Regions from separate parts of the Mus musculus genome. Here region 2 is linked to region 1. A link is a loop called in an ENCODE intact Hi-C map of the cell type or tissue named here. Cell type or tissue: heart. All regions are shown on one strand. Each heading gives the region's core, and the rest is flanking DNA. Links, peaks and the distances in the headings are about the cores only. Region 1 has its middle 8.3 kb from the start of Gm25064. Region 2 has its middle 20 kb from the start of Gm35658.

What was found. A loop is a pair of places that touch in the nucleus more often than their neighbours do. Peaks named below come from ENCODE experiments on the same cell type or tissue, not always from the same donor. Only the 100,000 strongest peaks of a DNase experiment are listed, where the experiment ranks them.
Region 2: a loop joins it to region 1, with 3 times the contacts of the local background. A loop is called at or near these places in 11 of 42 quality-filtered maps.

Annotation. Positions count from the first base shown.
Region 1 is chr9:63,117,394-63,132,508 of GRCm38, forward strand. It overlaps the pseudogene Gm6082. Among named protein-coding and RNA genes, the nearest start is that of Gm25064, 8.3 kb to the right of the region's middle. In heart, for the core only: no CTCF peak of the experiment used is centred there; DNase peaks (open chromatin) are centred at 6,848 and 7,318; H3K4me3 peaks cover 884 bases; H3K27ac peaks cover 1,156 bases.
Region 2 is chr9:63,065,840-63,080,954 of GRCm38, forward strand. No RefSeq gene overlaps it. Among named protein-coding and RNA genes, the nearest start is that of Gm35658, 20 kb to the right of the region's middle. In heart, for the core only: a CTCF peak has its summit at 8,483; DNase peaks (open chromatin) are centred at 8,312, 9,142 and 9,652; H3K27ac peaks cover 4,472 bases.

The sequences.
Region 1 (15,115 bases), core at 2,412-10,411:
CCGAAATGGCACAGGCAGCAGGTCCCATCTCCAAAGGGAGGTTTGAGGGTGAGAACCTTATTCTGCAGCATTCGGGTCCTGACATCTTGTCCTTGGCTGGACCAAACACAAAGGTTTCCTCGTTTTAGCTACACTGCCAAGTCGAGGGGAGAGGCCGGATGGCAGCCATGTGGTCTCTGGGAAGGGGAGAGAAGGCATGAGTATGGTGGAAGCTGTGGAGCATTTGGGGTCCAGGAATCACCATTTCTGACTGTGGACAACTCTAATGCTTTAGACTTGACTTGCAGGCATCTTTCCCACCAGACCATCCCTTCTGCTGCTCAGGAGAGAGCCACACCCCATCTGCTCGCAATGCCCTGAAATCTCTGCTCTCACTGAAGTTCTCGGGGTTCCATAGTTTCCTCATTCCTCTCCAAGTTTAGCCGGATTGCAGAGTTAAGTTTATGGTTATGAATAAAAACTAAATAACTGTCAAAAAAAAATAAAGTGTCAGACGACATGTAAATGGGACTTATTTCACTTTCATTTAGACTGGCTGACATTTCACATAATTGTTAGAATAGTTGAATTAATGCTAGCCATATTTATTATTATTTCCTATAACTTTCCTTTTGTTCCCTGTTCCTTTGGGTGTTGAGAATAGGTCTTTCTGTGTTACCCAGTCTTGGCCTCAACTTCATGAGCCTCCTGCCTTTGTTTGAGCAGCTGAGACTATCTGCCTCAGTCTATCTGTCTGGTCTGGCCATGGACTGTCATGTCTACCTAGTGTGTCCTTTTTCTTAGTCTCCTTCCTCTCTGCCTCTCTCCTTCCCTCCTTCCTTCTTTTTGTCGTGCTGGGAGTAACTAAAGACTCTTGCATTTGGGGCATCTGTGCTACTGGGCCACTCTAGCTGTCTAGTTACGTTTCTGTTGCTGTCGTAAAACATCATTGAAGCAACCTAAAGAAGAGTTTAGTTGGGTTTGTGGTTCGGGGTGGGGGTGGGACATTAGAGTCCTAGATGGTAGAGTTGTGGCAGCTGGCATGGTGGCTGGAGCAGAGACTAAGGGCACACATTGCAACCTCAAGCACAAGCATAGAGAGTGACCAGAGACTCGGTAAGGCCTTTAAACTCTCGCAGCCTGCCTCCAGTGACTGACTTCCTCCAAGGCCACATCTCAGGAGACTCACCAAACAGCGCCACACACTGGGGACCAAGCATTCAAATGCCTGAGGCTGTGTGTGGCCTTTATCATTCAGATCAATACATTAGCCCTCAGACTTTTTTCTTACTCTCACTTTCTGGAGTTTGACGGTAGGTGTCTGGGCACAGATTGATTTTGTTGTTTTAGAAGTTCTTAACCTATGGGTGGAGACCCTTTGGGTGTCAACCGACCCTTACACAGAGGTCACCTAAGACCATTGGAAAACACAGATATTTACATTACAGTTAAACGACAGTAGTAAAATTACAGCTATGAAGTAGCAATGGAAATAATTTTATGGTTTGGTGTTCACCATAACATGGACTGTATTAGAGGGTGCGTTAGGAAGGTTGAGAACCGCTGACTTATTTATTTATTTATTTGGTATTTCTATCCTGCTTACTATTTATTTATTATTTATTTATTTGGTATTTTTATTATCCTTCTTACTATTTGTTTTACTCTTTGAGATAAGGTCATTTTATGTAGCCCTGGCTGCCCTGGAACTCACTGTGTAGATCATGCAAACTTGGAACTCATAGAGATCTGCCTGCCTCTGCCTCCAAAGTGCTGAAATGAAAGGTGTGTGCCACCACACCCAGCCTCTTACTGCTTGTTTGTTTTAGACCTATATTTTGGTGTCTGACGTTAATTTAGGGGATAGTCTCAATAACTATTTCTTCAAATCTTTTCTTTTTCTTTTCTTTTATTTTCAAGAAATCTTTTCTTTTAAAAATGTATTGATTGATTGATTGATTGATTAGTGTCTGTGTATGCATATATGGTATGTCTATACATGTACATGTGCTTGCCCATACATGCCAGAGGTGCAGGTGTGGAGCCAGAGGAGTTAGTTCTAGCGTTATACTTTTTTGCTTGGGTCCTGAAGGGCAGACTCAGTCTTTGGGCCTTTGGAGCGAGCACTTTCCCCGGCAAGCCCTTTTTCCCCACCACGCCCTCTTGCAGGCCTTGTTAGCCTCTTGCCCCTGTTCCTGTTTCTTTCCCTTTTCTGGCTCCTTTTCCTGTTCCCTTTCCTTGTCCTGTTCCTGTTCCTTTTCCTTCCCCTGTCATCGTCACCATCCATGTCCCAGTATTCTCTGCTCTCATAGCTCTTCAGTAGTCAAGTCTATTGTTTAGTTTGGTCTGGGGAACTTATTTTTGTTGCTATTTGTTTGTTTACTTCTTTTTCAATGTTGGAAATTCCTATTTTCTGATCTCCCACAAGTTGTCCCCTGACCTACATACATGTGCCATGATGCATGCATATGTGCACAGACACACACACACACACACACACACACACACACACACACAGACACACAGACACACATACACACACACGAATGTTTTAAAAAGTTTCCTTTGGCTGGAAAGGTGTCTCAGTGGTTAAGAGCACCGACTGCTCTTCCAGAGGTCCCGAGTTCAATCCCCAGCAACCACATGACAAGCTGGGTTCCTCATTTTGTTCTTTTTTTTTTTTTTAAAGATTTATTTATTCATTTTATGTATGTGAGTACACTGTAGCTGTACAGATGGTTGTGAGCCTTCATGTGGTTGTTGGGAATTGAATTTTTAGGACCTCTGCTCACTCCGGTCTGCCCGCTTGCTCAGGTCAGCACTGTTTCCCCAGTCCCTGTTTGCTCCAGTCCAAAGATTTATTTATTATTAGGCGTCAGATCTCATTACGGATGGTTGTGAGCCGCCATGTGGTTGCTGGGACTTGAACTCAGGACCTTCAGAAGAGCAGTCAGTGTTGTTACCCACTGAGCCATCTCGCCAGTCCTCCTCATTTTGTTCTAACACTTAGGGAGAATCCACATTTTCTGTATTATGTGTCACATTTGTCTCTGTGACCTTTGAGTCAGGATGCCTCTCCTAGTTCACTAAGATGCTTTCAAATCATAACTTTATCAGCTGCTGGTTCTTGTCATTTGAGGTAATCACACAACCTTCCAATGTGAAGGCAGTATGGAGTTCCTGAGATAAACCTGAGCAGCAAGTATGTTTTTCATTGCCTTGCTTGAATAGTTTCCGAATGGTATGCATTGGCTTCAGTAAAGATCTGGCTGCTCTTACCTTTCAGAACAACTTATGTAAACCAGGTAGCGCTGGCTTGGCAAGTGTGGTCCATCTATAGAAGTACACAGCCTTGTCACTACAATGAACTGTCCCACCCCCAGTATTTCTGATGGCTTATCACATGCTTTGAAAGAGTTGGTTGACGTTCATATATGCCTTAGGTGCTTGCATACTGAAGAAAAAGCTTGTCTCTCACCTTGCAGAATGCAAACTCCAAGTCTGAAGGTTATCAGCCTGAATGGACTCTTGCTATCAGAGGGACCAGCACTTGAGCACTACCTTCTAACTTATACTGACTATAAACCACACCTAAGCATACCTCTCTCCAGCAGCCTCAGAATATGGAATCTCCTCCTTAAAGCCAAAGTAAACGAGTGTCTGGTTCAGTTCTGTTGTTGTGATAAATACCTGACAAAAAGCAGCTTAGAGGGAATGGGCTTGCTTCAGCTCACAAGCCCAGGGTGCAGCCCCACGGAAACGATGCAGGAACTCGGGACATCTATTCACATCACATCCTCACAGCAGTGAAGGCACAATGAAGGTGCTTAGTGCACGGCACCTAACATCCTAAACCTAACATTTCTAAACATCCCGAGCCCAAAAAGGGGGCGGGGGGGAGGGGAAGGGGGAGGGGAGTCCTGGCTCCCCCTGACAGGCTGAATCCCCCCACTCACAGAAGGCAGTCAAACTCAATCCCCTGTTACAGCAATGGTGCTCAACCTTCCTAATGCTGTAATCCTTCGAAACAATTCCTCATTGTATGGTGACCCCCCCCAACCATAAAATTATTTTTATTGATACTTCACAACTGTAATTTTGCTACTGTAATGAATTATAATGTAAATATTTTTGGAGATAGAGGTTTGCCAAGGGGTTGTCACCCAAGGCTGAGAACCACCACTCTATAGACACGCCCATAGGCTAAGCTAATCTAGACAGTCCCTCACTGACTCCTTTCCTGTATAATTCTAGCTTGTGTCAAGCCAACAGTTAAAACCATCATACTCCTACCAGGTGTGGTGGGTGATGCGGTCATTTAATCCCAGCACTCTAGAGACAGGTGGGTCTCTGTGGCTTCCAGGCCAGCCGGAGTGGCAGAGTGAGACACCGTCTCAACAACAACAACAACAACAACAACAACACATACACACACACAAAGCGAGCACACAAAGACAGAGAAAGAAAGTTCTCTCTTGTACCTTGGGGCTGGAGAGATGTCTTGCTGGTTATGAGCACTGATCATGCTGAGGACCTAAGTCCAGTGCTCAGGACCCACATGATGTCTTGCAGTTGCCTATAACTCCAGTTCCAAAGGATCAGACACCCTCTCTTGGCCTGCACGGCTCCTGCGAGCAGGTAGTGCACAGAAACTCACGCAGACGCACATACACACATATACATACATATTAAAACATTTTAAATCTATCAAAACAAACAAGAACCTCATCACACTCCATAAATCCTTTCAGTCTCCTTTATTCTTACCACAGGACCCCTCTCTCCTAAAATGCACACTCTCGGAAGAGTCCCCCCTCAGTCCAGCGGCGTCCTCAGATCCCACCCCTCCCCAAGAGATCCCTTCTTTGTGTGCTGTGTGGAGGGCACTCTCTCACACTGCAGGTGGGAGGGGGAATTGACAAGATCTCTCTGGGAAGCAATTCTGTAACCTGACTCAAAAGCCTGAAAAATATTTGTGCCCTTTGTCCCAGTAATCCTACCTCTAAAAAAAAATCTGCCTAAGGAAATAATCAGAAATGCTGACAAGGGTAGATGTTTAAAGATGTTAATCTCGCTGTTATTTTAACAGCAAAAACTGGAAACAATTTAAAGGCTCCACAGCAGGGGTAACTTAAATAAATTGTACTAAAATGGAATGAAATATCGTGCAATCAGTAAAAATACCATTTTGGAAGAACGGTTGACTGGAAAGTTGCATAAGTGGCCAATCTGTACAGTTTGGGGCTGGGTTCTTGCCATATAAAATTAGCTAACACTTCTGGAATGTCTGCTATTGCATACATACGTTCACTGAGTCCTCAGGACATTCCTGTCCTGTTCATACCATTATCCTCATTTTGTAGAGAAAGAACAGCACCAACGTCTCTGAGGAGGCATCCAGGAACATTTTCTGTAGTTTTTATTCTTTCTTTTCTTTGTCTTTTTTTTGGGGGGGGGTGGGGTGGGGGTAAGGTTGAGACAGATTCTCTGTGTAGTCTTGGCTGTCCTGGAACTCATTCTGTAGACCAGGCTGGCTTCAAACTCACAGAGATCCACCTGCCAAGTGCTGGGATTAAAGGTGTGTGCTACCACTGCCCAGCTTCCAATTCTTTCTTAAAAACATTTTTTTTTAAATGTGAGTGGATGAGTGTTGTGCCCTTGAATCACGTGCATGCAGTTGCTTGGTGAGGCCAGAAAAGGATATAGGAACCCCTGGAGCTTAAATTTCGAGTTGCGAGTTGCCCGGTGGATGCTGGGAATCTAATTCAGGTCTTCTGCAAGAGCAGCCAGTTCTCTTAACTACAGAGCCACCTCTCCAGGTCCTGGTTCCCAATTCTTGAAGAAGGTGGGTTTTTTTTTTTTTGTTTGTTTGTTTCATTTGGGTTTGGGGAGATTTTTGTTAGTTTTCTGTCTTTTTGTCTGTTTGTTTGTTTGTTTGTTTGTTGTTTCTCTGTATAGCCCTGGCTGGCCTCAATCTCAGAGATCCACCTGCCTCTGCCTCCAGAGTGTTGGGATTATAGGCATGTGCCACCGTACTTGGCTTTTGTTTGGCTTTAAGTTTCTGTTATTTGAGGTTTTATTTGTGAGTGTGGTTTTTAGATTTTCATTTGTTCCTTTCCTGTTTTGTTATTTGTTTTGCATTTTTTTGTATCGTTTTTGCCAGCTGAAGTGAATGATTGCTTTCTGGTATTACAGATGTTAGTGTTGAAGAATTTGAACCACACACAGAAAATGAAACCTTTCCCCGAAAGGTTAATCCAATTGCCAGAGCTGGCTCTGAAGTCGAGCTCTCTGCTTTAAGTTTTTAAAATGTGTCTGGGGACAGAGGCACTTTCAAGCAAATGCCACCCTCCTCACAAGTAAATAAACTCCCCAGCTGTAGTTCTTTAAGAAAGCACACTTGGTGTGGGGCTGCTTGTCCAGAGGGGTCCCTTTCTCTTGCAGTGGCTGGTTGTTTGTTTTGTTGTCCTCCCCACTCCATAGTAGGAAACCTCCAATCCAGACGGTTCCAGCCCAAGAGCTGGGAGTTGGGCCGCGAAAACCCCAGTTTCAGTTCTGACACACCGTTCAGGCCGGCAAAGGCTAGCATCTTTCCTTCATGTTCCCTGGTCCCCATCTTTCTGCCGGCTGGTCCACTTATACGACGCTAGTGGTTCCGAAGCTCCTGCGCTCCCCCTACCCCCATTTCCCCTTGAATCGGGACCCTTCGAAGTCTGTTCCACCTAGATAGGCGAGGCCAGAGAAGGGGAGTTGTCACGACCGGCGCTAGCAGCAGAGACAGGAGGCTGGCCTCCGAAGGCTGTTCCCACCCACTCATGGGTCTCTGGAGAGCAGGGCTGGCGGTGTGCAGAGCAGCTGGAGGCTCCTGGAAGGCGTCGCACCCAGGGCGAGCTCGCTTGCAGGAGACCAATGCCAGCCACAACAGTGAGTGGCCTCCTGCGCGGAGCTGTCGCCCTCTAGTGGCAGCGTGAGAAAGGTACAGCTGTTCCCTGGGCCCCACCTCCCCTCGTCACTCTCTCAGACCAGAACTGGAACTTGCTAGAAAGGGAAGCCAGACACAAGTAAGTCAGGACTGGAACCTGGGACTCCAGGCAAATTCCCCATTCAACTGACATCTATAAGGACCTCTAGAAACTATAAGGAATAAGCGTCCCAGGCTTGAGATTTGACTCAGGCTATTGCAATAAGAACAGTTGTTAATGAGGAATGTTTAAAACAAAAGGGAAGAGGGCGGGAGTATTAGATAGATAGGCGGGTAAAGAGGTCACCAGAGAGCACCATAGGAAGGAAGGAAGGAAGTGAGGAGATGGCCTTTTCTCGGAACATGCATATCGTGTGGTCGATTCCTAGCTTTCTCCCGGAACCCAAATTTAGCAGTGAGAATGTTGTCAGCTCAGGCTGCATTTGCCAGCACTGTAAACAGCAACACGATATTGTCATTTGTGAGAGGAAGGAGGAGGCGCTGGGAAGATGGCTCAGGGGTTAAGAGCACTTACTGCTCTTCCAGATGAACTGGAGTTCAATTCCCAGAATCCAGCTCACCACTCCAGCCCCAAGAGATGGGTACTATGTGCCCGCCCGTCCGCGGGTGCACACTCACACACACACACACACACACACACACACACACACACACACACACCTACTTTTTAAAAAATGTTAAAGGAGAAGAAGAAAGGGATACTGGGTGGCCCCTACTATTAGGCAGAAGGGGGATTCCTAGGTCCAGACAACGGAAGTCAAGGCAGGAGCCAGACTGACATGCTGAGTCTAGGGCTGGGGCTGCACGAGGCATAGCTAGATTGCTGAAGGTGGAGACATAAAAGATTGTTCAGAGAGGGACGTCCCCTCGGATGCCCTCCCTCAGTCATTCAGCTGTTACATCTTTAATAATCTTCCCTACTGTTTTCCCACAACATGCCTGGTTATGGCACGGCCCTGTGACCAGTGACACAGCTTTCCCCTTCATCTCTGAAGACCCTCTTAAGAGATGTGCTTTCAAGCCCAGGCCACCCTGCTCTACCCAACTTCTGGCCTATGATCCTGCCAGTGAGGAGAGGTGAGCTTTCATGATCTCCTAACAAGGACTCCAAGTAGAACTGTTGTCTCTGGAAGTCCCAGAAGGGAGTTTGGGTGTGTAGCTCTGTCCATTATCAAAGCCCTGGGTTTGATATCTCGCAATGCATAAAACCCCAAGTAGTGCTGCACACCTGGACTCAGAGATGGAAGGAGGATCAGGTCATCTTCAGCTACACAGTGAGGTAGAGGTCAGCCCATGACACATGAAACTGTCACACACACACAAAAAAATATAAATGTGGGGGGTCGGCTGGACAGATGGCTTAGCGGTTAAGAGAACAAACTGCTTTTGCAGAAGACCTGAGTTCTGTTCTCAGCATCCATACAACACAGCTCACAACTGCCTGTAACTCCAGTTTCAGGGGGATCTAATGCTCTCTTATGGCCTCCTAGGGCATCTCACTTATACATGCATACCCCACCCCATAATTAAAAATTACAAATAAGCCAGGCGGTGGTAGTGCGCGCCTTTATTCCCAGAGGCAGGCAGATCTCTGAGTTCAAGGCCAACCTGATCTACAGAGTGAGTTCCAGGACAGCCAAAGCTACACAGAGAAATCTTGTCCTGAAAAACACAAAAACAAACAAAAAATTTAATCTATTTTTTAAAAAGTGTCAGGAGCTCCATCAAGGTGGATGAGGAGGCTAAATCTGGGGAGCCAGACTAGCGACAGCATTGTCCCCTGAGCACTTCTGCCTGCTCACACTTCTAGCTACAGCTGCACGAGGTGCTAGGTAAAGAGGAAGGTCTGGATGGCCAAGGAGCGGAGGCAGCCTGGCAGCCTGGCAGCCTGGCAGCGCCCCCTCTCCTCCTCTCACTGCACTGACTCTGGCCAGCAGAGCCCCTTGTTCAGGCTTGATTTTATCATTGACTTTTCCCATTAGTATTTAAAATAATGGGGTTCATCATGATGCTTCCATGCCTGTGTCATTGTACTCTGCTTACATTCACCCCAATGGTTACACTTTACTGTCTCCTAGTAGGATTTGGTGTCCCTCGGATGGATTCTAGTCTTGCCCTGGTCCTGTCCATGAACATTCCGAGTCTTCCCTTTAAGAAAAAGAATGCCCACTCTATGCCATTATATGTTGGAGGTATGTAGCTTGTTTTGAATAAGGAAGAGGGTTTTGGACCCCTTGGATCTGCAGTTTTGTATAACTGTGAACAACCATGAAGTTCTCTGCAAAAGAAGCACTTTTTAAATTTTTTTCTTTTCTTTTTTTCTCTTTTCTTTTCTTTTCCTTTTTTCTTTCTTTCTTTCTTTCTTTCTTTTTTTTTTTTTTTTTTTTTTTTTACTGTATAGCCCTGGCTGTCCTGGAACTCACTCTGTAGACCAGGCTGGCCTCGAACTCAGAAGCAGGAAGCACTCTTAACTGCTGAGCCATCTCTGACTATCAGGACTTTTTAAGTTGGATGTACTTTATACTGTAAGACAGTCATGAGTCCCCGGGCAGTGGTGGCACATGCCTTTAATTCCAGCACTTGGGAGGCAGAGGCAGGCAGATTTCTGAGTTCCAGGACAGCCTGGTCTACAGAGTGAGTTAAAGGACAGCCAGGGCTGCACAGAGAAACCCTGTCTCGAAAAAAGACAGTCATGAGCCTTTGGGTACATAGTAGAACCATCCCATAGTGTTTTAAATTGGCAGAAATACAATAAAGAAAAATATCAACGCACACTTATGTCCTTTTTAGTCTTTTCTCCATGAATGTGGAACACAGTTCTAACCTTATTACATGCACAGATTTGTGTTCCATTGTCCAGTAGATCAGACTGTGACACAGGACAAATGGTTCAAACAAGAATGAGAGAATAGTCTCAAATGGATCAAAAATGTGTGGGGTTCAAACAAGAATGAGAGAATAGTCTCACATGGATCAAAAATGTGTGGGGCTGGGAGGTGGGGGGTGGGGAGTGGGGGGTGGCTCAGTCAATAAAGTTACTGTCACGCAAGAACCCAAATAAAAAGCTGGAAATGTGTCTCCATCATGGACATCAGTGGGAGGAGCGGCCCTTGGGCCTGAAGGCATTCGATGCCCCAGTGTAGGGGAATGCCAGGGTGGGAAGACAGGCGTGGGTGGGTGGGTGGGTGGGTGGGGGAGCATTCTCATAGAGGCAGTGGGGAGGGAATAGTGGGCTTCTGAAGGGGAGACCTGGAAAGGGGAAAACATTTGAAATGAAAATAAAGAAAATATCCACTAAAGCAAACAAACAAACAAAAAGCTGGAAATGATGATTTACATTTATAACCCCATGCAGGGTGGAACTAGGTGGAGACAGGTGAAACTCATTAGTCAGCCAGCCAGCTAAGTCAATGTATGGGTTTCAGGTTCAGTGAGAGACTTTGTGTGGTGGCTGGAGAGATGGCTGAGCTATGAAGAGCACTTTCTGCTCTTGCAGAGGCCTGAGTTATAGCATAGACATCAGGCAGTTCACGACTGTCTGTAACTGCAGCTCCAGGGAGATTTGATGATGCCTCTGGCTTCCATGGGCTCCTGCACACACATGTACACACTCACACATAGACATAAACACATAAATATAGTTCTAAAAACAAATCTTTAAAATAAATAGATAAGCTGAGCATGGCAGACTGTGCATGCCCTTAATCCTAGCACTCAGGAGGTAGAGGCAGGGGGATGTCTGTGAGCTCTAAGACAGGTGGTCTACAAAGAGAGTTCCAGGACAGCCAGGGCTACACAGAGAAACTCCGTCTCAAAAATAAGAAACAAACCGGGCTTGGTGGCCCACGCCTTTAATCCCAGCACTTCGTAGGCAGAGGCAGGCAGATTTCTGAGTTCGAGGCCAGCCTGGTCCACAGAGTGAGTTCCAGGACAGCCAGAACTACACAGAGAAACCCTGTCTCAAAAAACCAAAAACCAAAACAAAACAAAAACAAGAGGAGGAGGAAGAAGAAGAGGATGAAGAGGAGGAGCAGGAGGAGAAGAATAAAAAATCAGGAATATTCAAGGCTGGGAGGCAGCTCAGTGGGTAGAGAGCCTGCTGTTTGATCTCCAGTGTCCATGTAAAAACTCAGGCATGGCGAAGTGCGCCTGTAATCCCATGATGGAGGAGATGCAAACAGGAGGGTGCCTGGGGTTGCTGGGCAGCCCATCCAGCCAAATCAGTCCAGTGAGAGACTCTGCCTTAAGTGAATAAAGTGGAGATGGCCCAGCAGTTAGGAGCAAGTACTGCTCTTCCAGGGGACCAGCGTTCAGTTCCCAGTGCCCAAGTTGTGCAACTCACAATAACTCCGTCCCCAGGAGATGTAAGGCCCTCTGCTTGCTTCTGAGAGCACCTGCACACACCCACACGGACGCACATTTATAGACATGAATAAAATATTTTAAAAAGGAATTGGAGAGCAACAGGGGACATCCTTCTGTCCTCCACAAACATATCATATGCAGAACACACACACACACATGCATGTGTTCATACACTAGTGCTCACACACAATGAGAAATCTGAAGAGTTTACAGGCAGACAAAGGAGATGTGGGCCAACAATGGATCTGATCAAATACCTCGATGATTCTCGTCCAGAGAGAGTTTCTTCAGCAGAAAATGGCAGCTAATAGCACAGATGTGCTGTAAGGCTAAGTGATCAACTGCACGGGAAACAGCTGGCACAAAGTGCAGCCCTGCCAGCCCTGCCAGCCCTGCCAGTTGAGAAGGCTTGTTTCTATTTTTAGCTCTGCAGTATACCGGTCTGACATAAAGACGACCTACTCATCTTGACATCTTATGCCACTTGAGTTATGTCACTGGGGCAAAGTCAGGTAAGGCCCATGACTCTTCCCTGGGAGGAGACCTCAGGGCCTCTCACCTTCTGTCCAGTGCAGCCATGTTCCATGTCACCAAAGCCCAGAAGACCTTGTGATGTAAGTACACATGAAGTTCAGTTTTTATTTAAAGAGCCTAATTTCTGGACATTTATTTGGGGGTCACAGTATTGGCGTAAGTGACTTGCAGACATTGTAAGAGCTTTTCCTTCACTCGGCTGCTAAAGTTTAATTCACTCTAATTATTTCATATGGCATCGACTATAATAGTTTCATAATTTCTAGTATATTAAGCACTTAATATGTTGTGTCATTTGAAATCACATATTAAATTCAGCAAAGTACATTTTAATGAGAGTTAAGTGGTGTGAAAATATTAACACAGTGTGATGGTTCATCTTGGCACTCTCATTTTCTGGTTTTTCGAGTCTTTCCTGATGGGGGCAAGTGTCTCAATCACCAGGTAAGGGGCGTGGCAGCTACTCCTGTTCCCTGGGAGAGGGCCCAGACCTCTCTGGAGTTCCCAGTGCCCTTACCTATCCGTTCCCAGTGTCCCCAGACTTGGACACCAAAAGGCAGGAAATATGTCTTCAGTCTAGAAGAGAAGTCAGTAGCTTGGCACCTGGAAAAGTGGAAATGGCTTGCTTCCGGGTGATCTACAGTCAGCGGAGGGGCTGCTGGGACTCATGCTGTGGCTAACCCGGATGCCGCTGTCAGCATGGCAGGGTAGATGAGTGACGTCAGAGGCCAGGGTGCCAAGGTTTGGAGGAGTGCCCTTGCAAAACAACACAGATATGCTGACTTAGGCAGAGAGAGCTAGATCCGCCCTTAGACTCAGGCTCCTCCTCTTTAGTTTTATTTTGTTTGTTTATTTTAAAAAATTTTGCTTTATAGCCGGGCGGTGGTGGCCCACAGCTTTAATCCCAGCACTCAGGAGGCAGAGGCAGGCCGATTTCTGAGTTCGAGGTCAGCCTGGTCTACAAAGTGAGTTCCAGAACAGCCAGAGCTATGTAGAGAGACTCTGTCTCAAAATACATCATCATCATCATCATCAAACCCGGTCTGCATTCTCTCACTTAGGTGGTGGGAAACTCTTCTCAACAGGAGCAAGTGATCAAACCTTGTCTCTTGGGGTTCTACAGCCCAAGACACTCAGGGAATTCTATCTACATTCAGGTCACCCCAGGTCTGTATTGTGGAGAGAAGCCAATGATTCTGAAGGTTATAGGAGCTCTGCTGCCACTGTAGCTGGCCAAAGCCATCCCTCAATAGCACCCACACTTCTGCTCTAGGGCCTAAGCCCTGGGGGACCGAGACTCTCTGTGAAGTCATGATCCCTTGGTTCTCTCTCCGCTTAAGGGGTTCCATCATGTGAGCTCTCCTCCAGCCGCATGCCCTATCCATTTAATCTCTTCCATTTACCCATTCTCTTAGTCTGTTTTCTGATACTATAACGAAACACCCAAGGTCGGGAATCTGTACAGAAAAGAGGTTTATACAGCTTACAATTTTGGAGGGCTAAAATCTGTGACTGGATATCCCCATCTGCTTGGTCTTTGCTGAAGGTATTTGGTTACATCACTACACAGAGATGCATTTGGCCTCCTTTAGGCTACATGTGAAAAATCACATGGTGAGGGCTAGAGAGATGGCTCAGCCGTTAAGAGCACTGGCTGCTTTCTTTTAGAGATCCTGAGTTCAATTCCCAGCAACCACATGGTGGCTCACAACCCTCTGTAATGAGATCTGATGTCCTCTTCTGGTGTGTCTGAAGACAGCTACAGTGTACTCATATAAATAAAAGGAATAAATAAATAAATCTTCACGAGTGGTGCCCTGTGACCTAATTACCTTGCACTTGGTCCCACCTCTGCTCTAGGCACAAATCACTCCGAGGCGCCCACATCCACATGGGGCCTTGGGGGCTGAGGGAAGGTCCACAATGGCTGCTACAGATCCATTTGCAGTGGGAGGTTTGCACACCTCAGGGACGCCCAGCATATTTTACCTTTGTAAACAGAATACAAAAGTCATATTAGGACTCAAGATTTTGTTACCTATCATTTTGCATATGTGTGTGGTTGGGTGTGTGCCATGGCACACACATACGGAGGTCAGAGGACAACTTATTAGTGAATCAGTTCTCTCTCCCTATCATGTGGGTCCCAGAGATCAAACCCAGGTCATCAGACATAGCCTGATTACCCACTGAGCCACCTTGGAATTTTTACATCTTGCTAATTATATTCTCTCAGGAAAACCTTTAAGTTATACAACCGCAGCACATCAAGGCTGAACCAGACATTAGCAGTTAACTGTGCTCTGTAGCCTGCTTCTTACAAGCTAAAACAGGACCGGAGCCAGAAAGAGTGGAACTAGAACCCTGATTCCTCGGCTTCATAACCGCTGGACAAGAAAAAAGCAGACAACAGAACCAAACGGACCACCTCCGGCTTCAAATAGTCAGGAACGGTGAACAAGATCCAGGTCTGTTTTCTGCCGGCTTGCACAATAAGGCAGTTATGAACCCACCGGCTGTACCTGTCACCGTGATACGTGTGAGCAGCCACTGTGTCGAAAAGACTCTCCTTCTAAATCCGTGAAAAACAAACGTGGATGCTGATTGAAGTTTAGCATCATCTCCCATTAATGCTATTACGGCTTGGTTATTTGCAATTCCCTTTTGTAAATCCGAGGGAAACATCATTGCCCAAATTAGCTCTTTTCACTCAATAAAGGCCATTATTAGCATTCTGAGTTTTGCAGTTGCTTACTGCGTATTTAGAGAGAGGTCACGTGAGAAGCTGGGCGGCTTGCACCTGATTTCCATCTTATTGAAAACAGGTAGGAGGGGGTGGGGTGGGGACTCAGCTCCAAAAGCCAGGCCAGCGGCTTCTCTGCCTAGGCTGTGCACGGGTCCTGCCGTCTAACCGCGTGCAGGCCGAGCACTGCGCCCAGGCCCCTGGTGCCTCGCTCGTGGCCTCCCTTGTGGTATCCGACTCTGGTGACTGGAACTGACTTGCGTGGCTTTTGCCTGGGAATCTCTGTCCCTGTCCTCTCAGGGCTGCCTGTGTATCAAGTCACTATTCAAAGATCGCTCAGTGACCCCCTCCTGTACAGTCATTTCGCGGTGTAAGTGTGTGCTTGTGCGTGTCCCTCGCTGACACCGGAGCTCCCTGCTCACTGTCTCTTAAAGAGTCGGGGGCGACAGTCGGCGCTCTGGGTTTGTCAGAGCAAAGAAGGACAAGAGGCAAAGTAGTCTGAGTTTGGGGGT
Region 2 (15,115 bases), core at 3,667-11,666, 50 kb before region 1:
TCCCCTAGACAGGTGCTTTGCCACAGAGTCCCCACCTCTGCGGTTCCCTTTTGCCTGCTACACGTGTTATGGATGTTTTTGCCCGCTCTGCTGTTTGCCTTCTGACTTTGGTTATGGGCTCTTTGCCATCCAGAGCTTTAAATGTTTTGTGGAGTCACACATATATTCGTTCCCCTTTTGTAGCTTCTGGATGCCTTCTCTTCTCATTCTCCTGGTTCCACGGTAAGTTCTTGGTGTACTTCCCGGGAGACAGCAGCTAATGTATGATGCTATCCCTGAACCCAGCTCTGCCTCTCAGACCAGCACCTTGGGTTCTTAATCTATCAACACAGTATAATAATGCCTGGGGCTGAGAAATGTTACATTGTCTCAGAAGAACAGGAAGAGCGGAAAGCATAGAGGTAGAGGACTATCTGGGAGGCTACAGAAGAAGGAGGTGGGGGCTGGTGGTGGGTGATGAATGATGAGCGAGCAAAGATAAGGAGGAGTTCCATGACCTTGAACCAACCATCTGAAATTCCTGCCAGCCCTCACTAAGTCGGGGTTTTAGAGCAACAACGTCTTGGAAATGAATTCTTTTTAATTCTGTTCAATTCTCCTCCCCCCACCCCACCAGACCCCCTTTTATTCTTTATAAGTCCTATGAGAAGCAGTTCCCTCCCATATCTGAGAGTCGACATAAAAAGTTACAGCCAGACTAGAAGTGAAGGGAAAAGAAATCGGAAAATAGGACGTCAGCTCCAAAGTATGTCTCATCTGTGTGAATTTTAATGTATGTTCCAGGTGCCAGAGACCAAATATGCAACATACATATGTATATATGAAAGTTAGGGTGCTCTAGCTGTGTTTGAGCTCATCGTTTCCCTTAGTTCATTTCTTTCTTTGTTTTCCGCTGCTTCTTGAGACATGGTATCACCATGTAACCTGAGCTGGTCTTAATTCACCTGTCTCAGCTTCCCGAGGGATGGATATATGCACAGCCACAGCTGACTCATCTCCTCTCCTTCTTCTTTTGTTTTTGTTTGTTTGAGACAGGCTCAGCTGGCATCCAAACTCACTCTGTGGTCATGGATGGCCTTGACCTTCTGGTCTCCTTTCTCCACCTGCTGAGTGTTTCGGACAGACAAGCATCACCACATCTGGTTTATGTGGCGCCCAGGATTGGATGCTTTACTTCTTGAATGTCAAGCACGTTCACTAGCTGAGCCAAATCACTGGTGTGTTTTTGGGACATCTCATGAGCTGTCAATCTGCAGTCAACTGTTGTTGGCTGTGTTTCATGCATCCACTCCATGGTGGCAGAGTCAAATGGCCAGCTTTCCTCAGAAGGAACTCCACCCACCCACTAAGGCCCCAGGAGGGAAATAAACTGCTTTTCAGTGCTGACTCCTTCTGGCAGCGAGCACAACTACAAGATTTGTCTGTCTTCCCTGATGCTGTTAGAGAGAGAATGGAAAATGAAACAGTACTGACAATCATTAGCCAAATGTTGTCATTCAACCAACACTTACCCGCTCTTTTCTAAACAACAAAAATTATCATTATCAATATAAGAACCCAAGAAGCAGACCAACGAGAAGGCTCAGGGAGGAAGGGCAACTGTTGCCAAGTCTGAGAACCAAAGATCACCCCTAGAACCCACAGAATGGAAAGAGAGAACTCTTGCAAAGTATCCTCTTACATCCAGACCTATGCCATGATACAAGTGTACACACACACACACACACACACACTAAATAAATGAAATATAAAGAATTCATACACACACACACACACACACACTAAATAAATGAAATATAAAGAATAGAAAGAATTCATGAAGCGATCTATTGGAGTCATTTGGTGCTAGGCAAGTCTTGGGGCTGAGCTCTTAGAGCTCTGTTCAGTAGATAAGAATGGCTTGATTTTTATTACTAAGCTGTCATCACCCTCCCTCATTCCATTGACAAAAATCATCTCCACAGGCCAGCTTGTGTCATCTGCATGCAGGCCTCAGCCTTCGCGCTGGCTCAGCAGCTACCCCAGACATTCTGGGGACTCTGAGTGTAGGATGTGTGCCTGGCATGTGCTGCGAGTCTGGAAGTCGGACCACATGTTTCTGTTACACACCCATCACTCTCACTGGCAATGGAATACCATGGTTGGAATCTATGGTGTCATCCAGAGGTCCCTGCGGTGAAGGCGTGGTCCCAGCTGGGGGTGCTACTGAGAAGGGATTATCATGGAGGAGATATCACTACATAGCGAGGGCTCCAGCTTCATAACTGGCAAGTGTATAGCTGAATAGACTATTAGAAGGTGGAGCCTGGTTGGAGAAACTAGGGTACTCTGGGGGTGTCTCCAAGGGGGACATCTCCCTGAGCCTCTTCTATCTTTCCTGCTTCCTGGCTGACATGAGATGCTCAGTCTTGCTCCACCTTGAGCTACCAGAATGTTCTGCCTCACCTTCTGCCCCAAACCAGAGGAAGCCATGAGCCAAAATAAATCCTATTTTTTTTTTAGATTTATTTATTTATTATATGTAAGTACACTGTAGCTGTCTTCAGACACTCCAGAAGAGGGTGTCAGATCTTGTTACAGATGGTTGTGAGCCACCATGTGGTTGCTGGGATTTGAACTCCAGACCTTCGGAAGAGCAGTCGGGTGCTCTTACCCACTGAGCCATCTCACCAGCCCCATAAATCCTATTTTAAATCATTTCTCTGGATGTTTTGTAGCAGTAACAATACCAACTAACTTAAAACCATATTTGCAACTGCTCTGGAAATTCGCACCCACAGGAACCTGCTCTTTCCCAGGTGAACATTTTCCATGGCCACTTATGGTTTGAATGTGCAACATCCCTCATCGGCTTATGAGTTAGAACAAGAATTGGCGCCCAGTTGGTGGAAATGTTTTGTGAAACTTTGGGGAGGTGAGGCCTAGCTGGAAGAAGTGGCTGGCTGGAGAGGGTGGCAACATTGAAGCCAATAGCCTAGCCTTGCTCTTGGCCCAAGTGCTCTGCTGATCCACCAAGACGTTAGTTATACCGACAACCTTCCCAGAGCACAGAAGTATCCTGTCTTCCTGTGCCCTCCCGGCATTGGCCTTTTTCACAGTATTTAGATTTTGAGCCATGCATATGTATCATCTCCTCAACAGAATGTGATACAACAAAATAAAATGTTTCAATTGAATGAAGGGGCTGGAGAGATGGCTCATTGGTTAAGCATGCTTGCTGCTCTTCCAGAGGACCTGAGTTCCGTTCCCAGCACCCACCCATGTCAGGCAGCTCAGAACCACTTGTAACTCCAGCTCTGTAATTCTGACACTCTTCTGGACCCTGCATGTAGCTGCACTCCCCTGCACATACCCACACACAGATGCACTCATAATTAAAAGTAAAAATAAAAACAAACAAACAATTTAATAAAAAAAATCTACTTGAACAAATATGGAGAATGTCAAGCATTGTCAAGAGTTCTCTGCCTGCTCAAAGACTTCCTGCCTTTAGCTAAGCAAAGATATGGAAATCACCTAGGGTCTTTTCAATGTGGTTGCTGGGAAGCAGGGAACTGAGCCAGCACTTAGCTCCGAGCCCTCTGTTTATGTAGATCTCTAGCAAACTCTCCCACAGATTCAGCCCACACTTAGATTTGGTAAAACCCATTCGAATGCTTAGTGAGGCTGCTGCTCTTCCAGAGGACCTGGGTCTGGTTCCCAGTGCCCAAACTGGTGGTTTACAGCCACCTATAACTCAGCTCCAAGGGATCCGTCTGGACTCTGCAACCAGAACTCACCAGTTACGTCCACATGTACAGACATACACACATGCAGAAAATTTAAAAATCATAATAAACGTTTAAAAGAATACATTTGTAAGTGCCTATTGTGATGTCTTTACTTGTAGATAGCTTTTGACTCAGGAGTTTGTCCTCTAGCAGTTTGTCCTCCAGAAATAGCTGAAAAGAATGAAGCTTTGACAGCCCACTATGAACAGCAACTAAAACCTTGTAGCGAAACTGACTGTCCATCAACAGGATGTGGCCAGCTGCTATTGTTGGAGATATCATTCTCCTGTCTCGTTTCCTGAGTGCTGGGATTATAGGTGTGCACCACCATGCCTTAACTATGCATCACTGGGGATGAAACCCAGGGCTTCATGGATGCTGGGCAAGCTCCCTACCCCCTGAGCACGCCCCAGCCTGGTTAAGTACAGTTTGCTAAAATGTTCAATCGCTAAAGAGAATGAGCTAGAACTACACCTCCTCCCTCCGCTTCTGGTTGCTATGACAACTACCCAAACTGGGTAATCTGTGAAGAGTAGAGGTGTATTTGGCTCAGCGTTCTGAGGATCGAGCAATCCAAAACCGTCTTCTTGGCTTTGGGGAGTCTGTGCTATGCTGTAAGATGGAGGAAGGCCCACAGGGTAGAACCCAGCAAGTGAACTGGGCCAGGTTTCTCTTCCCTCTTTACAAAGCCAGCATGGAGTCCCACCCTTCCTTCTGACTTCATCTGATCCCAATTACTTCCTTCAAATGCCATTAACGTATGAATTTAAGGATTAAATGTCCAACACTGGAATGTTTGTGGGATGTACTCACACCATAGTGAGCTAGCTACGTTTACTGAGAAAAAAGAGAAAAGCCGCTCTCAAACCGGTTCTCCCTTGTGACCTTCTCTCTGTTTTGTATATGGTGTCTATGTAACATTTAGTTATTTACTTATTGATTGATTATGTGTGTGTGGGGGGGGGATACATATGTCATAGAGTGATGTGGAGGTCAGAGGTAAGAGGTCAGAGGTCAGTTTTCTTCTTCTACCGTGTGGATTCCCAAAATAGAACTCAGGTCACCAGGCTTAGCAGCAAGTACATTCATGCACTAATCCATCTCATCTTAGGACTTTTTTTTTAGATCTTTTCATACTCTTTTAAAACGGTTGTTGTTGTTTTATAACCTATAGATTCCAATTTGTGCTGTCTGTATAATTTTGGTACAGGCCATCTACCAGACATGGTCCACCTATCAAGAGCCATAACATTCAAAAGAATCAGACTCCCTGGAAGCCATGAACAGTTCCTCGATTGGGGTGGGGCCCTTTTTCAGAATCTTGTAACTTACAAAAGATTTCAGTGAGCTCTGTCTCAGAAGGTTTTGTCCATCAGCATTTACAATTTTAGAAATGAAAGCAGAGATATATTTCAAAATGTGCATGCATTCAGTGATTAAAATAACAAATAAGTTCTTTACATCGCAACCTAAATCACATCTTTTTAAATAAAAGTTAACATAGCTCAGTGAGAAGACTGCACTATGCCACACTGCTGTAAGTATGTTTTAGTCTGTGGCAGCACAGAAGGCAACTGGATTCTTCAGTCTGCATCTGCTCCATTCTGCGGCAAGGAAGCAGTTGAAGTCAAGGAAGAAAGCCTCGCTTCACACGGAGAGGCAGCCAGAAAGGGGGAGTTATTTTTATACTCTCTTTAGATTGCTGTGGACACTTCCCGGCTTGTTTACCTAACTTAACAAGCAGTAGGTTCTCCAAGGTCGGTGACAATGTGTATTCTAGACTGTATCCAGGAAAGGGTCATCCAATTTTATTAAAACCTGATGGTTTTCCTCCTGCTTTGAAGGAATCTTTCATATAAGTATGATTTTGTAACTCTATGCCTTGAATACTGAGTTACGTAGGATGAATAGTAACACATTGTTAATAATATAAGACATCAGCACAGGGGACGGTCCCCTCAGTACACTGCTTGAGTGTCACTGGCTTCAGCTTTGCCCTTAGCGATCCTGTGACAATGCTTTTCATTTTTAATTAAAAAAAAAGGTTTTTGGTGTTTGTTTGTTTGTTTGTTTGTTTGAATCAGGGTTTCTGCCTGCCTCTGCCTCCGAAGTGCTAGGAAAGAGAGAAAGGGAAAGAGGGAGAGAGAGAAGGTGGGAGACAAGAGAGATGGCTCAGTAGTCAATAGTACCAGCTGTTCTTCCAGAGGACAGCAGTCCTGTTCCCCGCACCCACATCTGACTTCCCACTGTCTGTAAATCTGTAGCTCTACTTCCGGGAGCTCCAACACCATCTTCTGACCACCATGGGCAGGCACACACGCAGACAAAACACTCGCACACATAAATTAAAATAAGTGAATCTAAAGGAAGAAACCTTCATATGATCCTTGTTGGGGAGTTAAGAGACAGGAAGCCTCCTGAAGTCTGCGGGTCTGCCACTGCAGTAATCTCCAGGTTTAGTGAAAGGCTCTGTCCAAAAAGAGAGAGAGAGAGAGATTGAGGAAGACAGGAATGGTGAGCTCTGGCCTTCAAACGATAACAACATTACTAATCTCATTGTTCCTATGAGCTGGAAGCTATCCTGCTCTGCTGGCTAATTGAAGCTTTGAAATTCTAATGTTTTTTGCTTGAAAGACTGTATTTCATCATTAATAATAAACATTGTCAGTTTTCCTTGCAGTGATAAGCTCATGTTTTATTTATTGAGATAGGATCTAATGTAGCTCAGGCTAGCCTCAGACTCAATATAGTGTGCCTGGAGGATGACCTTGAGCTACTACTGATTCTCCTGCTTCGACCTCCAGTCTAGGATTACAGGCCTCCACCACCATGCCCTGCTTATGCCAGGCTGGGGATGGCACACGCTGTACCAACCAAGCTACATCCTAAAACAACAACAACAACCTTCAAATCTGAACAACCATAGTGTACCCATCAATAGTTACTTCAAATAAAACAGGGTGTTCAGCTGCAGCTCAGTTACTCAGGGGCTTCCCCATGTATCCTGGGCTAGCAAGGGGTGGGGAGATGGGGGTAGGGATTTGGAAAGAAGTGGGTTTTGCTGTCCTATTCATGACAGTGAATACAGCGTACTGTTGCAGTAGTAGGAATATTAAACAATTCTAGCTGTTCTGGATCTCACTCTGTAAACCAGGCTGCCCTCAGACTCAGAGATATGCCTCTGGGATTAAAGGTGTGAGCCACCACTGCCTGGCTTGCTCTCTTCTCTTGATATGTTGCTCAGGCAGGTCTTAAACTCATTATCCCCCTTGCTTCAGTCTCCCGAGTGCTGGGATTACAGGTCTATGCCCTAACACCCAGCAAAGGTCTTTCTTCAGGAACCTGGAGTGTCTGTTACTAGGCAGTGAGGTGGCACAATGCTTAGTGAGAGAGCTGGTGCCTCTGCTTGGATCCAAAGCACTCATAGTGAGTGAAACTTTCAACCAAAGTGTAAACATCACACTGTCGAGGAAACAGTCCCTTTGTTATTCTTAAAACATAGTTAGTCTCATAAAACCCCAAACTTGGTTTCAGATACCACCAAGAAGCTGCAGGCCTGAATTTTCTTATTTGTAGATTTAAAAAAGTACTTAGCTGGGAGGTAGTGGTGGTGCATGCCTTCCATCCTAGCACTCCAAGCAGAGGCAGGAGGATCCAAGTTCAAGGCCAGCCTGGTCTACAGAACGAGTTCAGGACAGCCAGGGCTACACAGAGAAACCCTGTCTTGGGGAGAAGGGAGGAAATAGAAACAAACAAAGAAACAAAAATGTATTTAGTGGTGAGGGAGAGATGGCTCAGCAGTCAAGAGCACTTGTTGCTCTTCAAGGATGCTTGAATTTGGTTCCTAGGAGCTACACTGAGCGGCTCACAACAGTTTTAACTTTAGCTCCAAAGATATGACATATGACATTCTCTTCTGGCCTCTGAGGACACTAGCACACATGTAGGACACACACACACACACACACACACACACCAGTAGCTGGAGTTGTGAGAAAGCACTTGTGTTGCAGGCATGAAGCCCTGGGTTAAGCACCTTGTAAAAATCGGGCTTTGTGACACCCACCTAAAACCGTAGAGGCAGGGGTTCAGGAGTTCAAGGTCACCCTTAGCTATGTGGCAAGTTTGAAGCTAGCCTGGGCTATGTTAAACCCTGTCTCAAAAATTAAATAATTTTTAAAAGTTTTAAATGCACACCCCAAGAGCTAAGGATGTTAGCAGTGGAAGTTTCCTTTCAGGTGGTGTCTGCTTCCACATCCTTCACCGTTTTATGAATCCTTTACAAGGGATGTGTATTTCTTAAGTAATTAAAAACACTAAAGAAAGAAAAAGGTTAAATTAAATTTAAATGATAAACAACAATTCCAATATACTCAGAGAATTTAACATGCCCTGTAGAACTAATTTTATCTTGAAAATATGAAGAGATTAGATACATAAAACAGAGAACTTAAATTATTAAAACAAAACCAAACAAACAAAACCCAGCCTGGGAGGAATCGCTGCTCTCCCACTGTGAGGCAGGAAGGAAGTTGAACCCAGCCAAAGCTGAGGCCCCAGGTGGCCCAAATGAATGACCCACGGATCCTTGAGGCAGTTTGAAGATAAATCTAAAACACATTCTCTCTGGAGAGCAACAGGATTAGATGCATAGAGGGATCTGACACTTTGAAATTCCCACTGCTCCCCCTGCAGAAGAAAGAATCAGACCTGGACCCATGAGCCATGTATTAATGTGAAGTTTCTCTCTGGTGCTTGCTGCTTCCCGGCTTGATGGTCTCCTCCCGGTAGCTAACCTCAGTCACCTCAGCCGACTTTTACATAATCTAGTGCCCTCCTGATCTTTTCATTTCTGCTTTCTACCTAAATCTCCTTTGTCTGAAGACCTCCCGATGTCAGTCATCCACACTCTAGCATAAATAAGTCTCCGCCACACACTTCCTGCCTTTTGCTTTGCTTGTTGGGCTGAGTTCTAAGTGAGTAACTGAGGTGTCACCCAGCGGCTGCTAACTGGTGGAGAGGGCTGGGATGTGGAAGAAGGCTCTTTCCTGGACTTCTGCAAAGCTGTCCCTCTGTGTGTGTGACATTAAAGTCGGTGTCCCAGGGTTCTATAAAGTAATCGGTTGGACTAGTGACTTTGAGGTGGCCCCGATTCTCAGAAATTTGTGCCCGAGGTCCTTAGGTTTGAGGCGGAGAAACTGGGGGAGACTTGAGGACCAGTATTGGGTTTGCAGCTTCTAAAACAAGAGAAGGAAGAGATGCATCCCACATGCTGCTGCTCACCGCCTCGCCCCACCTTCCTCCTGACCTGTGTCTCTAGAGAGAAGATCAAACAAAGAGGTTGTCCAGGGTGGTGGAATGTGATGTTTGGTTAAAGTCCCAGGCTGGCTATGATTATAGTCGCAGTGGCTGGGGAGACGCCCTGGGGAATGTGGTGGGAGGGGTTCCAGTCCCTGAGAACGTGTGCTTAGGAGCACACACACTCACACCCACATGTGCACATGAGCTGTTAACTCGGGCCTCAAGACCCACTGCTACCCCAGAGACACCTTTCTTGAGTGGTTTTCAGGAATGTGTGCTTTCGCCTAGGAAGACTGAAAAACTCCGTGAAGTAGGAGCCCACAAGTAGACCTTCTTCCCATCAGAGGAACATAGGATAAAAAGGAAAGTTAAACAAACAAATCAGCAGTAAGGTAGCTGACCCAACTCCTCCCTGTAAAGACAATAGGATCCTCAGCTCTGTGCCCCAAAGGCCTCTTCTATGTCTCATCCCACAGGCCTGATCCCAGGCTCAGATCAGAGCATCCGGTGCCTAGCAACAAGAAGGCATCTGGCCCAAGGGCCTGCACGTACACACTCTTATCGGCTTTAGGCCACACAGGACGCCCAGGAAGGCTAGAGGCAGGCTAGTGACATTCTTTCCACCAAAGGGACGTCAATAGGAGTCATCACCAACAGACTTCAAGCCAGGAATCAAGGGTTTTAGGTGATCCTAGCCTGCTCTGGGCTCCCAGGCTGGGGTTTAGTCTGGTGAGCTGCTAGTGGAATACTTTGAATGAGTTGGTCATGAGAGCAAGTGTCACTGAGCATGGTTTTGGCCAGGGCTGGGATGCCAGTGATCTGCAGCACCTCTGCCCTCAGCTTCTCTGTGATCAGTGACATTCCCCAGAATTCTTGGTCAAATGTAAGAGGTGGGGCAGCTGCTGTTCCTGTTTGTAAAGACACTGGGACACAGCTGGTTTGGGACTCAGAGTTTATGCTCTATCTGCCATGTGCCTTATCTGTCCTCCCCTCTGTGCTGAGTAGGAGCAGAGCCATTTTCCCAACCCAGTCCTCTCCTCCCTCCCTCCCTCCCTCCCTCCCTTCCTTCCCTCCCTCCCTCCCTCCCTCCTTTCTTCCTTCCTTCCCGCTATGATTTTAGATAGGGTCTCAGTATCTCACACTGTCTTCAAGCTCCAAGGATCACCTTGAACTTCTGATCCTCTTGTCGTTACCTCCCAAGGGCTGAGATCACAGGTGTGTGCCACCTTGCTCAGTTTATGCAGTACTGGAGATAGAACCAGGGCTTTGTGTGTGCCAGGCAAGCCCTCTACCATCTGAGTCACAAACCCAGTCTGAGCTCTACTCTTGTGTTGGCCACTTCATTGCTGTGACAAACGCCTGAGAGAAATGAGAGGAAAGCCTTTCGATACTCAGCTGTTGATTCCAGTCTTGTGAGTGAGGTAGGATACCATGGTGGATGTGTGTGTGTGTGTGTGTGTGTGTGTGTGTGTGTGTGTGTGTGTGTTGTTCTATTTCTGACCTCCAGGAGGCAGCAACACAGAAAAGATAGAGCTATGGATAAGGCAGACCCTTCAGAGGTACACTAACAGTGGCCTAGTCAGTCCCTACCCCTTAAAGTATATTCAACTATGAATTTAAAAAATGAACCCATGAATCTATTCACCTCCCAACAACCTGACAGTCCTTAATATGGGAGCTTCCAGGAACATACTCAAACAGTCCTCAAAGCCCATGATTTTAACCCTCAATACAGCCTTATGGATTGGGAGGGGATAGTTGTCTTTAGGCCCCTCTTCCTCTCTGCTTTTCCCCAGAGTCCCAGCATCGGCACTCATGATGGAAGAAGCAGACAGCAGACCTACTCAGCTGAAGGTGTGGCAATCTAATGTGATCCTCATTCAGGCCAGGATGTGGGTCGAAGCACTAAGAAGAATGCATGTTCTAGGTTCTAAGAGAGACAACATCTCAAAAACAAAATGGACAAACAGTAGCAAAGCAAGCAGACAGTAGCAACAACAGCAAAAATAGAAAATTACTAAGATAAATGACCTAACGAGCTGTTAGCTGTGTTGCATTGTAGTACTTACCAGTAATCCCCAGTCTCTTTGTCTCAGTCATCATGATGGCTAATCTCAATTGTCTTTTGATGAGATTAAGAAAACAAACAAACAATCACCTGGGAGACTGGCTGTGGGGGAAACTTGATTGGGTTCTTTGAGGCTGGTAGCCCTGCCTACTGTGGGTGACACCATTCCCTGGGCTGGGATCCTGGGCTATATAAAGGGGGAAAGGTGAGCAGAGCACAAGCATTCGTTACTCTGTGCTTCTTGACTGTGGATGCAGTGTGACCAGCCACCACACGCTATGACTTCGTTGTAATGATAGACTGTAACTTCAAACTCAGAGCCCAAACAAATCCTTTCTCCCTTAAGTTGCTTTAGTCAGGATTTTATCACAGCAATGAGGTAAGTAACTAGAACAGTCAGTTTCTGTGGCTTTTCAACAAAGTTTGAGACCTGGATACCATTGTGGTTGGGGTCTGGAAGGGGTTACAGACTGCCAACTCTGCTCATCTTACAAGGTAAAAAGAGTGCTAGTGTACTCTCTGGGGTCCTTTTTTTGTTTTCTTTCCCTCCTTCTTTTCTTCCTTCCTCTCTCCCTTCCTCCCTACCTCTCTCCCTCCCTCCCTCCCTTCTTTCCTTCTTTCCTTCTTTCCTTCTTTCCTTCTTTCCTTCCTTCCTTCCTTCCTTCCTTCCTTCCTTCCTTCCTTCCTTCCTTCCTTTTCTTCTTAATTGTGCACATGTGAATGTGTGTGCATGCACCTGTGTGTATGTGTGTGTGTTGGTATATCTGTGCAGGCCAGAAGATAACTTGCAGGAATCAAGTTCTTTCTTTCTACCACATGGGTCCTGGGGCTCAAACTTAGGTCATCAGTCTTGATGGTGAGTTCTGATGTAAGGATTTATGTACCCCTGGCTGGCCTTTAACTCACTAATGTAACAAAGTTGACCTTAAATTACTTATCCTATTTCATTTCTCTGATTGCTAGGATTACAGGTATGAGCCACCACACTTGGTTGGGACTCCCTTTCCTTTTATGATTTATTTATTTTTATTTTATGTGTATGCGTCTTTTTACCTGCAGGTATATAGATGCACTGTGTGCCTGACTTGTTCCCAAGAAGACCAGTCATGGTCTTCAGCCTCTGCTAGGACCCCTTTTATAAGAGCACAAGTCTGACTCACTAGGGCCCCATCCCCAGCACCTAATTACCTCACAAAGGTCTCCACTTAATCCATCCCACTGGGGTAAGGATAGCAACATATGAGTGTAGACATGCAAACACTCAGATCACATCGTGGAATTGCAATAGCATCCTTGCCTTGAGATCAGAGTCTCCCCCCCCACCCCCACCCCCCAATTTGGTGTGCTTGAGATAAAGCCATGCTGTGTAGTCCTAGCTGTCCATGAAGTCATAGTAACTCACCTGTCTCATCTTCCTGAGTACTGGACTTGCAAGTATGAGCCATGGTACCTACTGGGATGCAATGATTATCCTTACCATGCTTAGCTCATAAGGAGAATCCTTATCTTAGACTGTCCAGCATGCCGAAAGAGAATAAGGCTTCTTGCTTTCTTTCCTTCCTTTTTAGACATTTTTCTTTTATTACTTATTTGGGAGAGGGCAGGCATGCCAGTATATGCATGTAGAGGTCAGACAGAAGACAGTTTGCCGTAGCATCTCTCTTCCACCATGAGGGTTCTGAAGAGTCCAGGCTCCCCAGCAGCCATCGCCACCTGCCGATCCACCACACGATCCACCTGGGAGGTAGGCCTTCTTCACTCTTCCTCTTCTGCCATCTTGAGAACTACCCCATTAGTTTTAACCTTCCTATATCTATTCACAACACTAGGGACTTTTTCCATGGTGAGTGATTTTTTTTTTAAGACAATGTTTACTTGGTAATAGCAGTGTTTAGAATCTGTGCAAAGGCAGAAAGGGCTCACACTAGCCTGGCCCTAAGAGGAAACTAAGTATAGGCAGGCAAAGCACTGGATCCTAACATCTACATTTGAAATACAGCCTACCAGGCTCTGCATTTCTCTACATTTCCACCAGATTCCTTTCTAGTTGCAAAGAGAAATCTTTCATTCCCAAAGGTGAAAATAGGTGTGCAGGTTGGTGCTCTGTCAGCTGAGGATTTCTTAAATGATGCTGTGTTCTCTTAAAAGTTTCTGCAGATTCTTATATTTTATTTCAAAACATATACTCATTTAATTTTAAATTGAAAAAGTAAAACAAAACCGCCATTCCTCCTCAATTGCTAGAAGAATCTTCAAATTGCCTCCAGGAGATGTACTGCGTTCAGGCTTTGGCTTCCTCTCTGCCCCATCTCTGCCTTACTCTCCCTCCAAGGCTGCATGCATCCCAGGTTGCCAACCCCAGGATACAAATCTCACAGTTCCCAGCTCTCCCAGCCTCTCATGCTGGCTGCCCACTATACAGACACAGTGTAAGTAATCACCATAAATAACATGCCACAAAGTTAGCTGGGCTTTCCACCCCCCAACACACACACACACACACACACACACACACACTCATACACATGTTCACACACATACACTCACATACACACACACTCACACGCATTCACACGCACATGCACTCACATGCACCACATATACACTCACACTGGCAAAAGTCCAAGCTACTGGGGCACTTAAAAGATCGAAGTGACATGGGTGCTATGTTAGCCAGGATCTTTGGTGGCAACCAAGAAAAGTAGATTCCATTAATTTTCTCGGAACAAACTTGTGGCTTGTATCAGTTATCATCTTTACAGGATCTAGAGTCACTCTGAAAACAAATCTCTGGGTATTTGTGAGGGATATTCTAGATTGGGTTAATTGAGATGGAGACTCACTCTAACTGTGGGTAGCACTACTCCATCCATGAGCTGGGGTTCTGGACTGAACACAGAGGAGAGAGCCAGCTAAGCATCCCCAGCGTCCATCTCTATCTCCTGACTGTGGCTGTCCTGTAACCAATCGCCTCACATGCCTGTGAGCACACAGCATCCTCACACTGGTTGTCTGTGTCCTTGACTACAAGCCACAAGAAACACTTCTTTCATTACTTTGTTTGTTGTACATTTTCTCATAGCTACAAGGAAATACCTAATACTATACTGAAAAATACAAGAGAAGTTCGGCCAAGGTAAGCGCTGACCCAGAGGCCTTGACTCTAGTGTGTTCTGTCAGCCAGACGGGGAGCAGGGCCTGTAGCCCAGCAGTAGAGCATGGGCTTGACACACAAGAATGATAAGTCACATCCAGCTGAAGGCTGGGAAGGAGAGATCGAGTCCAGATACCATGTGACCTCAAGGTTTATTCACTACAATGACCAGCATCAGTCCATATTACGTGCAAGCAGAGTCTGACTCAGAAGCAAGAGGCACAGAGGCTCACAGGCAAGGCTTGAGATCTGACTGATGCTCGGGCGTGTGTGGGGCAGCGGCTCCTCCCTCTGGATCTTCCATCTTGATACAGCAAGGGTGGCATGCCCAGTTGTTCTCTGGTTGGAGAGCACGATAGCACAACAGTCTTACTGTCTCAGCATCAAATGCTCGTCTGCCTGCTGCAAGACTCTGCTTTTATTTGCTATAAGGGTGCGGTCACGCTCTGGTCAATCAAACTCTAACATTACATCATGGGTTATTAGATCATGGGTCATTACTTCATTTGTAACTGCTATACACAGCTGGCATAACCTGGTTGCTCATCACTGTGACATACAACTCTTATCTACTACACAGCTGGCTGCTCATTGCTGTAGCATCCTACTGGGTCCTAAGCTTATTTCTTGTTTACATGCAAACCACCACACATGCTCTCTACAAAGAGGCCCTGTATTCAATACCCCTCACCTCAAATATTCAGGAAATCAAAACAAAACAATCCCCCAACCCCCCACCTCAGCAACAGCTAGATAGAGAATTCTCAAAGCACACTGTCCTCAAACGCTAAGTAATATAGGACTGAGTAGAGACTGTAACTG